Linked DNA regions of Homo sapiens: all the other regions are linked to region 2. Evidence: chromatin contacts called from ENCODE Hi-C data. All regions are on one chromosome and are shown on one strand. Each heading gives the region's core, a stretch centred on a gene start or an enhancer-like site at or near the end of the contact. The rest is flanking DNA. Distances are from core to core; before and after follow the strand shown. Region 1 holds the start of C21orf91 (chromosome 21 open reading frame 91). Region 2 holds the start of MIR155HG (MIR155 host gene). Region 3 overlaps C21orf91-OT1 (C21orf91 overlapping transcript 1).

Region 1 (4,591 bases), core at 1,573-4,072, 7.7 Mb before region 2:
AAGATCACATATACTAGAACCAGACTGCCAGGCTTTAAAGTCCAGGACCAACAGTTATGAGCTGTGTGACTTCAAACTGTATTTCTTAGGTCGCCAAGGTTCAGTTCTATCACATTTAAAATAGAAAATGACAGTAGTCATTCCAAAGCTATCTTGAGTTAAATAAGATAATCCACATAAGGGGTTTAGCACAGTGCCTGGCACATAACAACAGCTTGCCATCACCACTACAGCAACCCTGGGCAGTCCAACTTTTTGGCTGTTTCCTTAAATGTAAAATACAGGGTTTGGACTAGATAATTTCTAATGTCTTTACTCATCTAAAATTAAAATTCTACAATGTATCAACAATATACAAGCCAACTCTATTTCCAAAGAACATAAATTTGGATTTTCACCCCAGCATGATTTAAGTACTGTAAAAGAAACTTATTTTTAAGATATCCTTTTATTTTTATTTAATTTTTTAGAGATGGGGTCTTGCTATGTTGCCCAAACTGGACTTGAACTCCTAGGCTCAAGCAATCCTCTCACCTTAACCTCTGGAGTAGCTGAGATTGTAGGAACACACCACTGTTCCTGTTATGTCATCTTTTGAAATTAGCTATAATCACTACATTTATTAAAGCTGAAGTTATAGATATTCTATGTAATCCACAAGAAATCCATAATCTTCCATCACATACTGTTTGGTGACCATAATAATTTCTGAATAACAAGTCCTAACAGGAATTTCAAGGTATATAATCCCCCACTATATTTTTTTAAACAATAAGAACATTTCATACCCCATACTTAGTAAACAGAAAATAAAGATCATGAAAAATTTCAAATATATAATACAGAAAAAAGGAAAGAACTATTTTGAAACTGTCCAAAATCTAGAGGTTTAATAAAGTCTCTCTACTGATATGTTACAACTCAAAACTCAAATTACAGGCCAAATTTTTTTTGCAGGAATATTAAGGTTTTTTTTAGTATGACTCATAAATATCTAAACCAAAAATCAATTGTAATATGACAACACTAACTGCACCAACCCAAATAAATCCTTCCAATAGGGCTTTTTTTTGGGGTTTCTTTTTGGATTTGGAGAATTTTTCTTCATATATCTTAGGGACATTATTAAAAAAATTTTAAAAACCTTTTCAGGTTTTAAAAATTACCAACAGTGTGTGTGATCACTGAAAAGAGGTTAATCTAAAAATTTTAAAGTATTTTTCCAGATAATAAGATCATACTGGTGAGAAAAGAGTTCGGGCTCATCTCACTCAAATACTTGCATAATAGGCTCGAAAGAATAAAAAAATTGTTATGTTACTTCTTAATATAAAAAACACACAGGTCTGTTAAAATCTGACAATTCAATAAGCTCTCAAACCAGAAAACACGTTTCCCAGTCAACACTCATACTTATTTCTGTATTAGGAAAAATGGGGTTGTTGCAGGGGTCTTTAAAAAAAAAAGATTTCTCTTAAATTCGTAACTCTGTTAACTGCACCTTCATTTCCAGAAACCTTATCTTTAACAAATCTCTACACTATTCATACTTAGCACAATTTCCAATCATTGAAGACATTTTAGTTTTACCTTACAATCAGTACAAAGCAGCTGTGTTAAATTCATTCCATAAGATCAAAACTATACTGTGTCCTTACCCTCAATATTTAGCTCAAAACAAATGTGGCAGAAGGAGAGTGTTTCTTTGTCTGTTCCCAGTTTACAAACACTGCAAATGTTGTCATCATTCAAATCAATGTTTACAAACTGCTCCTCTTCGTTCATAGTGCCCCTATTAAGAAACAGAAAAGGAAAGTTACACAATTTCATGAACCTGCCTTTGGGGTAGTTCCCTTTACTGGGAACTTCTAGGAAATAAGGATGCTGTTCAGCTCATTTAAAGCAAAAGCTCCATCAAACAAGCATCGCCATACTTGCACTCCAACATTGCACTTTTCCTGTGGAAAGACACAAAGCTAGTAAAACTTAAAGCCAGGCCATAGGTGACACTATGTCCGTGTCTTTTTTGTCCTATAGTTGATTGGGTTAGTGGCACCTGAAGGAAAGAGATTTGCCGGCATTCTAGTCCTCCTCCTTCGTCCCCCAACCTCGAATAATCAGAGGGCTTAGCAGCGAGGCCTTTTCAGCTACCAGGTTCTGTCAACCTAGTTAACGCTGTGAGAAACAGGAAAAACGACCTGCACGGGACACTGCTTTGCTAACTTCATTGGGGGAACCTCAGATGCGCCTCGCGAACTCGGAGTTGCGAAGCTTCGCATCGAACGGAGATCGGCGGCAGCAAAATGCACGTGGGTACCGAATACCCGGGGAGGGCGTCCCGCCGTGTCCGGGGCAACTACACCGAAGGCCGAGCGGCGGCTTCACGGTACCGGCCGGGCACCGCCGGAGGGGCCCAAGCCGGAGCTGGGAGAGCCGCGGCATCCTGGAGCCCGGCGGGCGGGAGAGCCTCGTCCCATCGCTCCGGGATTCCTCCCAGAGGGAAGAAAGCGTCCGAGGGCCACGGCGGCCGGTCCGCCCAGCCTCAGCGTCTCGGGGAGCCGGGTCCTGGCCCGGCCTTCGGCGTTGGGGGCGCGCGGCCGCCCCCAGGGAGTCGCGGACCCAAGTCCGTCTTTCCGTCGGTCTGTCCGTCGGGGCGCCTGGCGCGCAGCAGCGCGAGGGGCCACGGGGCTCGGAACTCGAAGGAGGCGGAACGATGGGACTGGGGGTCGGGGCTCAGGTGGGATGGGAGCAGGGCTGCGGGGTCTTTACCGTCCGGCTCCGCGGGCCACCACCGCCGTTCCGTGCGGCTCGGGTTCCTCCACTATTGTTTCCGGCCGCAGCAGAGGCGGCCGCCGCGCGCCTGGCCCCGCCCTCTCCCGCCGGCTCCATCCCGTAAAGGCTGCGGGGAGGGTGGCGCGGCCGCGGGCACACCTGCGCGCTCGCCGGGCTGCTGTGGGTCCGCCCCTCCGCTCCTGCACCGACGCCGCACCTTCGCCTCGAGTTCTCCTGTGATCCCGTGTTTCCTGGCCGGAGTTTCTTACCGTTCTCTGGAACGTAGCTCCTCACACACCCCTCCTCGAGGTGCGTAGATAGACGAATCCGTTCCACCTCTCCCTTCAGCCTAGTGCAAACTACTGCCCCGGGGCGGGGGCCGCAGGCGGCGGGGGTAGGAAAGCCGCGGGTGGATGGCAGAACGGGAGAGGTGCGTGGGTGGCACTTTGACTTCAGGAGAAAGAAGCAGAATACTGTCACTGAACTTATAGTTAAGTGCCAGTTGAAGTATCTAACGAAGGAAAAGTTCATATTCAGGTGTCATGATAGAGGCATAATTTCAAATACAGAATCTTTTCAAATACATTATTTGTTGTGGGGCGCCCCTGCCCCCAATATGGTACATCCCTCAACGCCCACGGGAAAAATCCCGAAGCCCCACCTCTTATTTTTAGGTCCTGCTTGGTTCTCAAATTCTTTGCTTGACTTTTGTTTAAGCTATTCTGTTTTTTTTAGGGTATGGTTCTTGCAGTACTTTCACTTACATTTTCCATTGTAGTCCTCACAGTAACCTACAGAGGAGAAACAGGAACTGTTCTCTCATGTTGCAGCCTACGAGTAATTGACCCAGGTTATCACAGTTGGTTAGAAAAAGGCTGGGACTTGAACCGAAGGCTACTGACCTAAGATCAATGTTATTTTCTACAGCATCATATGTATGTGTTCTGGTTGCACTCACATAGAAAGAGGGCTAGCCTGTCAATCTACATGTAGGCATTCTTGAACTGATGGTTAGGAATGGACTGTCTAGATCTTGGAAACTTCTGGGCCAAATTAGCACTCCAGTTATGGCATTTGTGCCTCGCAGGAGCGATCTGTGTCCTTGCCACCTAAATTGTAGTAGATGAACAAACAACATTGACATTACTTGGTTTCCTGTTAGAAATGTAGAATCTCAGGCCCCACTCGAGATTTCCTAAATCAATACTTGCACTTTAACAAGACCGCCAGGAGATTCCTATGTTCATCGAAGTTTGAGATGCACTAATTGAAATGAAAAGCCTGTGCTTTTTCTCTTCGAATTTCTCATTCTAGGTAACTACGACTAAGATACCTTGCATGTTGGATTCTACCCATCTTTTCAATAAAAAGCATTCTTTTAAAAAGGACTCTTTTAAAGTGATTCAATAAAAGTGTTCTAAAATCACTAAAATTTAAAAATTGAAACAAGTTATTTTCACTTCTCAGAATTGTCTTCCTTCCTATGGCATTTCACATTGTTTACTTGCTATTCTTAAAACTCTTCTCTCTTGTTGTTGGCTTTTTAAAAAAAATCAAGGAATAATTTACAGAAATAAAATGCTTCCATTTTAAAAGCATTATTTGATGAGTTTTGGCAAATACATACACTTGAGTAACCACCACCCCAGTGAGGATACAGAACATTTCCACAGCCCCGACATTTCTTTCTGTTCCTTTCTGGTCAAGCTCCTTCAACATGGGATCTAATTTATATGACGAAGTGTTTTAGTTTTGTCTGTTATAGGAATTCATATACATAGAATTAAGCAGTGTGTGTTCATTTGTGATTGGCTATTGT
Region 2 (4,876 bases), core at 648-3,147:
AAACCCATTTATCCATCCACTATTCTGGGTGTCTCAAACTGGGACCTAAAATGCGGAGGTTTGCACATGACCTGAAATTACTTCCACCACTGGGAGAAGGGAGGATTGAGCAATTTCCTGTTTCTATTAAAGTGCATTATACAAACTTGTCATTCTGGGGATGAAAGGTCACCCTAGAATTGCCTATGGGCAATTTCTTATAGTTCAACCTAGAATGAGAAATGGGAAATTCAGAAAGGCATTGTAGGCATCTGTAACCAGCAGAGGGACGTGCCCCACCTGGGTGGGGACCATGCATCCTTGCCACATGCCCCACTGCACAACTTCCCCAGCTCCTCAACGTCACATGGATCTGGAAAGCAGGGAGACTGGACTACGGAGCCAGCCCTCCAGGGTTGGAACTGAGTTTGAATCTCAGCTTGACTACTTACTAGGATCTAAGGTAACATGTTTAATCTCTCTGTGCTCAGTTTCCTCATCTGGAAATAGAGATTATAATGCTCCTCCCTCATATGATCATAGTGAGGACTGAAAGAGTTAATGCATATAAGGAGTGTTAGGACAGGATCTGGCACATGGTAAATGCTTTATAAGTGTTAGTTGTTATCATCATGATTATTCTTGTTTGAATTATAAGAGAAAAAGCATGTATCTTAAGAATAGAGGGTTTTAAAATGCTCCCAAGTTCCTTAACCAACCTGAGCCATCTGTAAATTAAGTACTATGGGATTTCCAGCTCTGACATGTATTCTGACATGTAACTGGCATCAGTTTAATACAAACTATTCTAAAATGTCTTGTGCCCTTGACAGGGAGGTCCAAGTACTGGATACTTGCAATGCAATCCAGCAGTGGCCCCGTCTTTCTTACAAAAAGGCCCCAGTCACATGTTGATGAGGCTAGATCTATTCCTGTCCTCCTTCTCTTCCCCATATTTCCTTATTCTTCTTCAAGTCTAAACGTTTATTGAACTGAGACCCATGAATGAGTTACTCGACTAGGCTTGTAGGATAAACTTGCCAGGCTTTAGATCTATTTGTTCCTTTCCATCCCCCAAAATCAAATGGCTGCTCCAGGAAAATGTTCCCCTTGTGGCAGGGTCCGGGAGAAAAGAGAGAAGCGACAAAACCAAAAATTAAAACGACCGAAGTCCCATATGCTCCAGGAATATGTCCTGGAGATGGGAGTGGAGGGCAGGGGGAGAATGTTGTTGAGGTCAAAATTTTTGAAGTTTTAAGTCCTATATCTTGACATCCCGAGTATAAATGCGGGTACCAGACACAGTACAAACGTTCTCAAAGCCCAGTTACGTATTCCAAACCAAACGCGGGCTCTTGAAGGGTGATGAGGTAGGGATGAAATCCAGGATCGCCTGAAGACCATTTCTTCCTCTCTTAGGGACCTGCTGGTCTCCAGCTGATTCGGTCCAGGAGGAAAAACCTCCCACTTGCTCCTCTCGGGCTCCCTGCAAGGAGAGAGTAGAGACACTCCTGCCACCCAGTTGCAAGAAGTCGCCACTTCCCCCTCCAGCCGACTGAAAGTTCGGGCGACGTCTGGGCCGTCATTTGAAGGCGTTTCCTTTTCTTTAAGAACAAAGGTTGGAGCCCAAGCCTTGCGGCGCGGTGCAGGAAAGTACACGGCGTGTGTTGAGAGAAAAAAAATACACACACGCAATGACCCACGAGAAAGGGAAAGGGGAAAACACCAACTACCCGGGCGCTGGGCTTTTTCGACTTTTCCTTTAAAAAGAAAAAAGTTTTTCAAGCTGTAGGTTCCAAGAACAGGCAGGAGGGGGGAGAAGGGGGGGGGGGTTGCAGAAAAGGCGCCTGGTCGGTTATGAGTCACAAGTGAGTTATAAAAGGGTCGCACGTTCGCAGGCGCGGGCTTCCTGTGCGCGGCCGAGCCCGGGCCCAGCGCCGCCTGCAGCCTCGGGAAGGGAGCGGATAGCGGAGCCCCGAGCCGCCCGCAGAGCAAGCGCGGGGAACCAAGGAGACGCTCCTGGCACTGCAGGTACGCCGACTTCAGTCTCGCGCTCCCGCCCGCCTTTCCTCTCTTGAACGTGGCAGGGACGCCGGGGGACTTCGGTGCGAGGGTCACCGCCGGGTTAACTGGCGAGGCAAGGCGGGGGCAGCGCGCACGTGGCCGTGGAGCCCGGCCTGGTCCCGCGCGCGCCTGCGGGTGCCCCCTGGGGACTCAGTGGTGTCGCCTCGCCCGGGACCAGAGATTGCGCTGGATGGATTCCCGCGGGCAGAGGCAGGGGGAAGGAGGGGTGTTCGAAACCTAATACTTGAGCTTCTTTGCAAAGTTTCCTTGGATGGTTGGGGACGTACCTGTATAATGGCCCTGGACCAGCTTCCCTGTTGGAGTGGCCAGAGAAGTGTGTAAAACACACTAGAGGGGCAGGGTGGAAAAAGAGACTGCCTTCAAAACTTGTATCTTTTCGATTTCATTTTGAAAAATAACTACAAATCTATTTTAATTTTACAAAGTTAGACTCATAGCATTTTAGATATCAATGTCTTCATTTAACAGAAGTGAAGATGGAGCAAACGCTCAATCAGCGTCTGTATTTATTCGCTCCTGTTGTGCCAGGGTGCGTTTTTGCCGAGCGGTTGCCTTTCTTTACTCACAAAACCCCCTTGATGTCTGTCCTCCACGTTTTACGAGGGAGAGCCGGATCTTTTGAAGTTTGTATCATCTAAAGCAGGTATATTGGGATGACTATGGATAGAATTTAACCTGAAAACACTGAAGTTGACAGCTGACAAAGATATAAGAATCCAAAGTATGTTAAAAATTAAGGAGCTGAGGCCCACAGAAGTGAAGTTACTTTTCCAGCATCACACAGCAGATCTAGGACCCTGTGTGATTTGAAAAGGCCAAGGTATCTAATGATGCTCATAATTTAGTTTACATTTTGTGTCAAATAGATGAGGTCAAGTGGACATTATGTGTATATTCCAAAGCCAAAATTACTGCTTGTAATATCCATTCATCTCTCCGAAGACGTAGTGCCTCTTTTATATGGCTTTAACCTAATGTATAATCGAAGTGAATTAGGGCAGCCAGACTTTTAATCACAGGACTGATCTTTTAAAAACGGGTATATGTAAAGTTAATTGCTTATCTATGTGAACAGTAATATACACTATAAAAAGTTTTCAAGGCAACTTCCTGCCTGTGGTTTAATTTGATAGTCACAATGATAGGAAATTGGCAGGGTTAGGTGGTGGTATCTACATTTTGCCCATGAGGACTTGTGGCTCAGAGAATTTGAGTTTTTTCTAGTAAGGTCACTAGGTCCCTAGTGCACAGCCTGCTTTTAGGTACGGATGTGGGATGGGGGTGTCGGCAGACCACAGGGTTTTGACTCTCAGTTTGGGCTCATTTCCATGACTCCTTGCTGCCTCCCTGATTTCTGTCAAATGACCAAAGCACATTTAGTAATTACTTCTGCTGCAAGGACTACTCCTTATTAGGCTGTGATAAGTAAGTTTCCTCACATAGTGGGTCAGCTCACTCTGGCCACAGGACCCAGCTTCCTAACCACACACATTAAGAAAGAGAAAAATTAGCACTGTCTGAGACCTACAACCACTTCAAGGGAGAACAGTGGTGTTTGCACAAATGTCTACTTTTGTTTTAACCTAGTCATGTGTAAAAAGTGTAATTCACTGGTCTTTACCAAAAAAAAAAAAAAAAAAACAACAACAAAAAAAAAACAGGCATCATAGTCTGCCTGTGCTGGACGCTATGCTAGACACTGGAGAGACAAAGGTGAGCAGGATAGGCACAACCCTACCCTTACAAACCCAGAAAGTTAGAGGAAAGGCCATCAGGACATTGCTGTGCAATTTGATATCATTTCAATTTTGGTAACATAGATATTTGAACTAATTAGAATGTGCTACAAATTTTGCCATTCTTTACTTTCCATATGCCAACATGGAAAATTTGTAACCCTCATCTTTAAATACCTCATCTTACCAGTCCTCTATAAATCAAAAAATCTACCCCAAAAAGCCCTAGGTTTTAACTTTTGAAAAGTTTTTTTTTATCAGCTTTTCAGGTCATGACTAAGATCTGCCATTCAATTTAAAGGAATTCTTTCATTTTAGAGTAATAGTTACTAAAATCCTTTATTCCTACCTCCTTGAGAATCTAATGGAAATTTTATATGCTCTTCCCAGAAAATTTTTGTTAATGTGTATCCTCACACACCAATTTGCATTCGATGTTAGCAGGCTAGAGACTTCCTTGAATCTCAGCCATGACCCTCTTCGGGGGTCCACTTTCATAATCAGTATTCTAAACCTAGTAGGCATAAATAGCTTGAATAGAGGAAAGTGGTATGTAGACTCTTGCCCTTCACTTGGACTGGGCACCTCTATCACTTGGACTGGGCACCAGCTAGTGCCCTTAACTAGCTGGTGTCTCCATTTTTGATAGTCATTGGCTATTGCTTAGCTGAAGCTATTGATTTTAACAGCCTTATTGTTTTGATATCAGGCTGCCACTCTGCAGAAGTCTAATACTGGGGAAGGAGCACCGGCCTGAGAACCATGGTTTGTTTCTAGGACCAACTCTGCAGATTTCTGTGCCTCATTTTGCTCATCTCTAAGATGGGTGGTTGATGGGTGGCAGGGACTGAACCATTTCTAAAATCCCTTACACTGATGAAATTCTGTGATTCCAGTGTAACTACCAAGCTCACTTTCATATACCTCCTGAGACACAGCTGGTCTTAGTGAATTTATATCCTCTATGTCCAAAGTAAGTCAAAGTAAGTACCACTATAATTCACTATAGAATGTATTTTTGTCTTTCACTGATCTTACTGGACTCAAAACTGTTACATGTTTCCTTAAATTAGATA
Region 3 (4,907 bases), core at 2,190-4,689, 7.8 Mb before region 2:
TGGATAAGTCCTCCTTTTACTTGTAATGAGCACCAAGTTAGTGGTAATGACTAAGAGGGCTACTTAACTGAGTTTCAGATCTTGTTCTAAAATTCTTTGTATCTAAGTGAGCTTCCATTTCAAATTCGTTCAGGTATGAGATTGGAATTTGGCTTCTTATGAGCTCATCTGCTATTCCATTTACCTTAGCCTTCTCTTTGGTTCCAGGATATGGTGCCAAAAAATATATTTCTGCACAAGAGATGCTAATATGATAAGGGACATCTGGGGGCTTTTGTACACATTGCTGTGATTTTCTTCTGTTGACCAGAAAATCCTAGCCACACAGTACCCACAGGCCCTTGAACATATGACTACAATATATAACTTGAGCTGCTTTAGTTTGAAGATCTAGTGAGGAGCAGCAGGGTAAGCGATTTCCCCCACCTCCAACCAGGTAATCACAATAGACGTGTGTAAGCTTTGAAATTTCCTATAAACAAATTTTGCTGAAACTGGCTTTTTGATGTAAAGCAGCATTTGTTATGCAAGTTCTACTGCTATTACTCTTCCCATAGTCTATTCTGGTTGACTTTCAGGATGAAGACATCTAAGCTACTTCTGGATTCCCTAGAAAACTTGTGCTGCCTATTCTTTTCCAACTGTGTAGTCCTCTCCTGGCTGTTTCTGTGGTCCAGCAGACTGTGGAGAAATAGCTTACTATTCCATTAGAAAGAAGATCTTGTGTAATAAAAATAAGAAGTGGTATCAGGTCATGGGAGCTTTGGAAATGGAATCGAGATTTGGTGCTTGTCTTTGCCTCTGTGGCTAACAAGGTATAGAACGTTTGGAAGTTTCTTAACTGACTTAGGCCACCTAAAGGTATTAGAGTAGACAAGCAGTTTGTAAAAGGTGCTTTGCAGGTAACCAGGGGCCTGCTGGTCTCTCATAGCTGCCTCAGAGGCTCATGATAGAAGGTTTGAGAAACTAGGGGATTGTCACTGAGAGGGATACAATGGGGACTTCGGTCGAATAATCTCCATTGTCTTTCGAGCAGAACAGCAGCAGCTCTATTTCCTATACATTTCACATTTTGTAATTCTTGAAGGATTTTTTTTAAAACAAAGACCTCTGCTAAAACCAAACCAAACCAAATCAAATCAAATAAAAGCTGCAAGACTCCTGAAGGTCCCTCTAGCTCTACATTTTTAGTACTTTCCTATGATATTTATATATCCCACATGCTGGTTCACTTTGTCATCTGAGATGAGACTAATCTGTGTCCATCTGGGATAGAAATTTCTTCCGTACTTTGATGAAAAGCAGTGTAGTCCTGCAAGATGTGAGTCTATTTCCCCATACTTTATTGACACAGGTATGAAGATGAGAAGAGATGGAGGCAGCAAAGGAAATGTGGTTTTGCATGTCACTAGCTCAACTCCCTCTGCATTTTCTTTTAAGCAAGGGAGGTGCTCCATTGTCTCTATAGGGCAACAGCAGTTCACTGGGTCCCCACATTTTTCTGGGGCTTTTGTGAGAAGCAGTAGGCAGGAACAGTGAAGAGAAACTTAGCAGGAGGCCCAGGTGCTGTCTTTTCTAGTTTCAGAGCTATCTGATCAGGACAAAAAGGAACAAGCTTGTCCACAGCAAGATGGCCAGCAACTTGGTTATTTACCCAGTTAGTCTTGGGGAACACTAGAGCTCTTCCAATAGCTGGGACTATTTAAATTTTTTCAAGGAAACATATGCTGTGGGTTGGTGGTAGATGGGATTCAGGAGGATCCTTCTCTTATACAAGATGACTTTCTGGATAGGTGTTTGTGGGGTACAGAGGGAGGGAGCAAGGAGAATAAGAGAGGAACAAACCAAATGTTCAACATTCTAACACTCTTTAATAATTTATCTAAAATTATTGGATATTGAATTATTAGAGGCATTGAATCTTTTACTTTTTGTATGACACTCACTCAGTCTTCAAATAATTTCTGATTGAACACTAGATTAAGAGGAAAAAATACCACAAATGAAATAACTTGTATTTTTGTTACGCAAAGGATTATTCTAAAAAATAATAAGCTGTTCCTCTAAGCCCTTTTAGAACACATGGAAAACTTCAGAATAGTGTGAGGGCGTCTTACATGCACTTCTTTCTTTGGAGATTGTGATAACCCAAGTAGAGGATTTAGGATTGTGCTGCTCAGAGACAACTGTTTGGATAAAATAATGCCAGATTCATCGTTTCCAGACTTGTTAAATTCATGGAGTATTAAAATAAAATTGAAATAAAATGGAAAATATGATGCCCAGTTGTTTTGTCAAAACCAGTCTAGGTGTTGCTTTGAAAGTAGTTTTTAGATATGATTAACATTTAAATCAGTAGGCTTTGAGTAAAGCAGATTACTCTCTGTAATGTGGGTGGGCCTTGTCCTATCAGTCGAAGGTCTGAAAAGAGTGAGGTCCCCTGAAGAGGAAGGAATTCTGCCTCTGACCTGCCTTCAGACTCAAGACTGCAGCATCAACTCTCGGAGTTTCCACCCATCCAGGCTGCCCTGCAGGTTTCAGACTTGCCAGCCCCCAGAGCTGGTTTAGGGAATTAAACCAATCTTTCTCTCTCCACATATATACATACTTTGTTTTGTTTCTCTGGAGAACCCTGACTAATAGACCAATACAAGATTGTGGTTTTAATTCCACCAAGTAAGGACTGAAAACTAAACAAATAAACAAAAATGAAAATCTACCATCTATTGTCATCACTTCATGAAAGAAAGAAAAATTTACTATTCCCATAGGAAAGACATACTCTCAGAACAAAGAACAATTTTATTGATGAATAAATTCTATCCTATTAACTAGCTTACCACATTGCCTTTACGTGTCTCATTTTCCACACACAGGAGCCAGCCTTTAGGAACTGTGCTGGAGGTGACCCAACTTCTGATTGTGTGGGAGAACTATCCCACTGTTACTCCTAAGAGAACATTCTCTCCCAATAGCTCCCCCGATATGGAATGTGACAGAGTAACAAGATGCCAAAATATATAGACCTCTTTTTCTTTCTACAACATAGGTGCTCTTAAACAGTATGCAGAGGATTGTGTAGCTGCTTATAATAGGAGCCAGGCTGACACAGCTCTCTTTTCTCTTTTGTCACAGGTGATCACAGAAATAGCTTGCTGTAACAGCACCTCACAGTTTCCTCTTAAAATGAAACCACATTTTCTTTGTGCCCTTTCAGCTCAGTTCTGCTGTTCATAGAGGGGCTTGGGAGATTTTCCACTGTAGGTTTCTTAAAATTCATTATACTTGTAGAATGTTAGAGCTAGAAGGTCCCCTAAAGATCATAAAGTTCAATTTCATTTTTTACAGATGAGAAAACAGAGGCTAAGAGAGGTAAAGAGGTGCTTAGTTGTGGCAGAAGATTAGAAGAGAAGTTCCTGCATGTCGGTTTAGCAATCATCTTGCTCATTACAACTTCCTCTTCTGCCTTAATCACTTTTCAGTTCAGTAGCCTCTTTCCTCTAGAATAGCCCTTCTGTATTCACACTGCCTTTTCTTTGCTTTGAAGTTACAGATCTGAAACTCTTGCGTTAGCTATGCTATGGTTTTCTTCCACATTCTGTACACTGTACTGACCATCCTCTTATAAACCTCTTCTCTTCTAGGTTAAAGATTTCTTGACTTCCCTCTGGTGAAGCTTGATACCAACTGACCTATAAGGGCTTGGTTTTCACAACAGAGTCTTAGTCCACCCTCGCCATCGCACCAAATACTGAGAGAACAAATAAAATTATTGCTTGAAGAAACGAAGTAAAGACTATAGTATTCATATTTTTCCCACATGCCATTTGCAGTAGCTTTTCATATTTCTCATCTATCCCACACTAGAAATTTCATCTATTGGCTTTTGTAAATTTTCTTTTTGAGCCACAAATTTATCTCAGTTTCAGATTCTAATCTATTTTCAGTAGTGCTTTCAGTTTAGTTTACTCCCATTTCAAAAATACTCCGTCTTGTTCTTTACAGCAATAAAATCCAAATGCAAATTCCGACAACCTCAGCCAATGGTGAGTCATGGTCCCTCATTTCCACCTCTTCTAAACGGTCATGGTTGCTCATTTTCACTCTTCTAAGCACCTCTTCTTTACAGCAACAAAATCAGAAAGCAAATTCAGGCAACCTTAACCAATGGTGAGTCATGGTTCCTCATTTCCACCTCTTCTAAACCCCTCCTCTGATGGTCAGGACCCTTCTCATTCCTCAAGTAGTAACTATTCAGCACTTTACCACTTCCCTTGAATCTCTGACCCATTATCTTTTTCGTCTTTCTCACAGAAAATAGAGGCAGCCATTTAAGTACTTTCTCAACTTACTCTCCAACAAATCTGATTCAAATACTTTCATCTGTAGTTTTACCTTCTCTCTAGTGTCAAAACCTGAGGTAATCCTAAACCTCTTCAAAGACAAGTCATTCTCGGTGTGCTACTCTGTTCTGTGTCTTCAAACTGGGCTCCTTTGATTATTGCTACCTCTCTATCGTTAGCCTTTCTACTGGCTCTGTCCTCTTAGTATTTATTCATGTTCAAGTACTTCCCAACCTTAAAAAAATAACCTTGACCCAACATCCTCTTTACCTCAACTTCACTTCATAAAATTTTAAAGACATCATACCTCAAATCCACTATCCTACCTGTCTTAGTCTATTTTATGTTGCTATCACAGAGTACTACAGAATGGATAATTAATAACAAACAGTTATTGATTTGGCTTACAATCCTGGAGGTTGGGAAGTCCAAGGGCATGGTGATAGCATCTGGCAAGGTAGCAAGACTTCATGCTGTGTGATAACATGGTGGAAAGAGCAAGAGGATGTGAGCAAGCAAACAAGAGGGGGCTGAACTTGCTTTTATAACAAAGGCACTCTCATG

Evidence for each region. Hi-C counts contacts between places; a loop is a spot of excess contacts on that map. Pooled maps may share reads with other maps.
Region 1: a pooled map shows a loop between it and region 2 (5-fold over the local background). The contact joins the promoter of C21orf91 here to the promoter of MIR155HG in region 2. A Hi-C loop is called at or near these places in 4 of 50 pooled maps.
Region 3: a pooled map shows a loop between it and region 2 (8-fold over the local background). The contact joins the enhancer-like site here to the promoter of MIR155HG in region 2. A Hi-C loop is called at or near these places in 9 of 50 pooled maps.

Annotation. Positions count from the first base shown.
Region 1 is chr21:17,816,534-17,821,124 of GRCh38, forward strand. It overlaps C21orf91 (chromosome 21 open reading frame 91), which reads right to left and starts at 2,823. Exons shown (of 5, transcript NM_001100420.2): 1 at 2,770-2,823; 2 at 1,659-1,792. The coding sequence starts at 1,785. All of the region lies in intron 2 of LOC124900465 (a long non-coding RNA gene), which reads left to right. RefSeq lists a silencer at 2,438-3,217 and an enhancer at 3,468-3,517.
Region 2 is chr21:25,560,248-25,565,123 of GRCh38, forward strand. It overlaps MIR155HG (MIR155 host gene), which reads left to right and starts at 1,898. Exons shown (of 3, transcript NR_001458.3): 1 at 1,898-2,010. RefSeq lists enhancers at 1,433-1,482, 4,625-4,704 and silencers at 1,863-1,952, 1,963-2,242.
Region 3 is chr21:17,780,797-17,785,703 of GRCh38, forward strand. C21orf91-OT1 (C21orf91 overlapping transcript 1) reads right to left here. Exons shown (of 4, transcript NR_038871.1): 3 at 4,752-4,816. All of the region lies in intron 2 of LOC124900465 (a long non-coding RNA gene), which reads left to right. Among named protein-coding and RNA genes, the nearest start is that of C21orf91-OT1, 9.3 kb to the right of the region's middle. RefSeq lists enhancers at 1,745-1,794, 3,763-3,832, 3,863-3,952, 4,363-4,422. Within about 2 kb of position 3,440, at least 7 of the 41 ENCODE cell types and tissues checked have a DNase peak (open chromatin) inside an H3K27ac peak, as active enhancers do.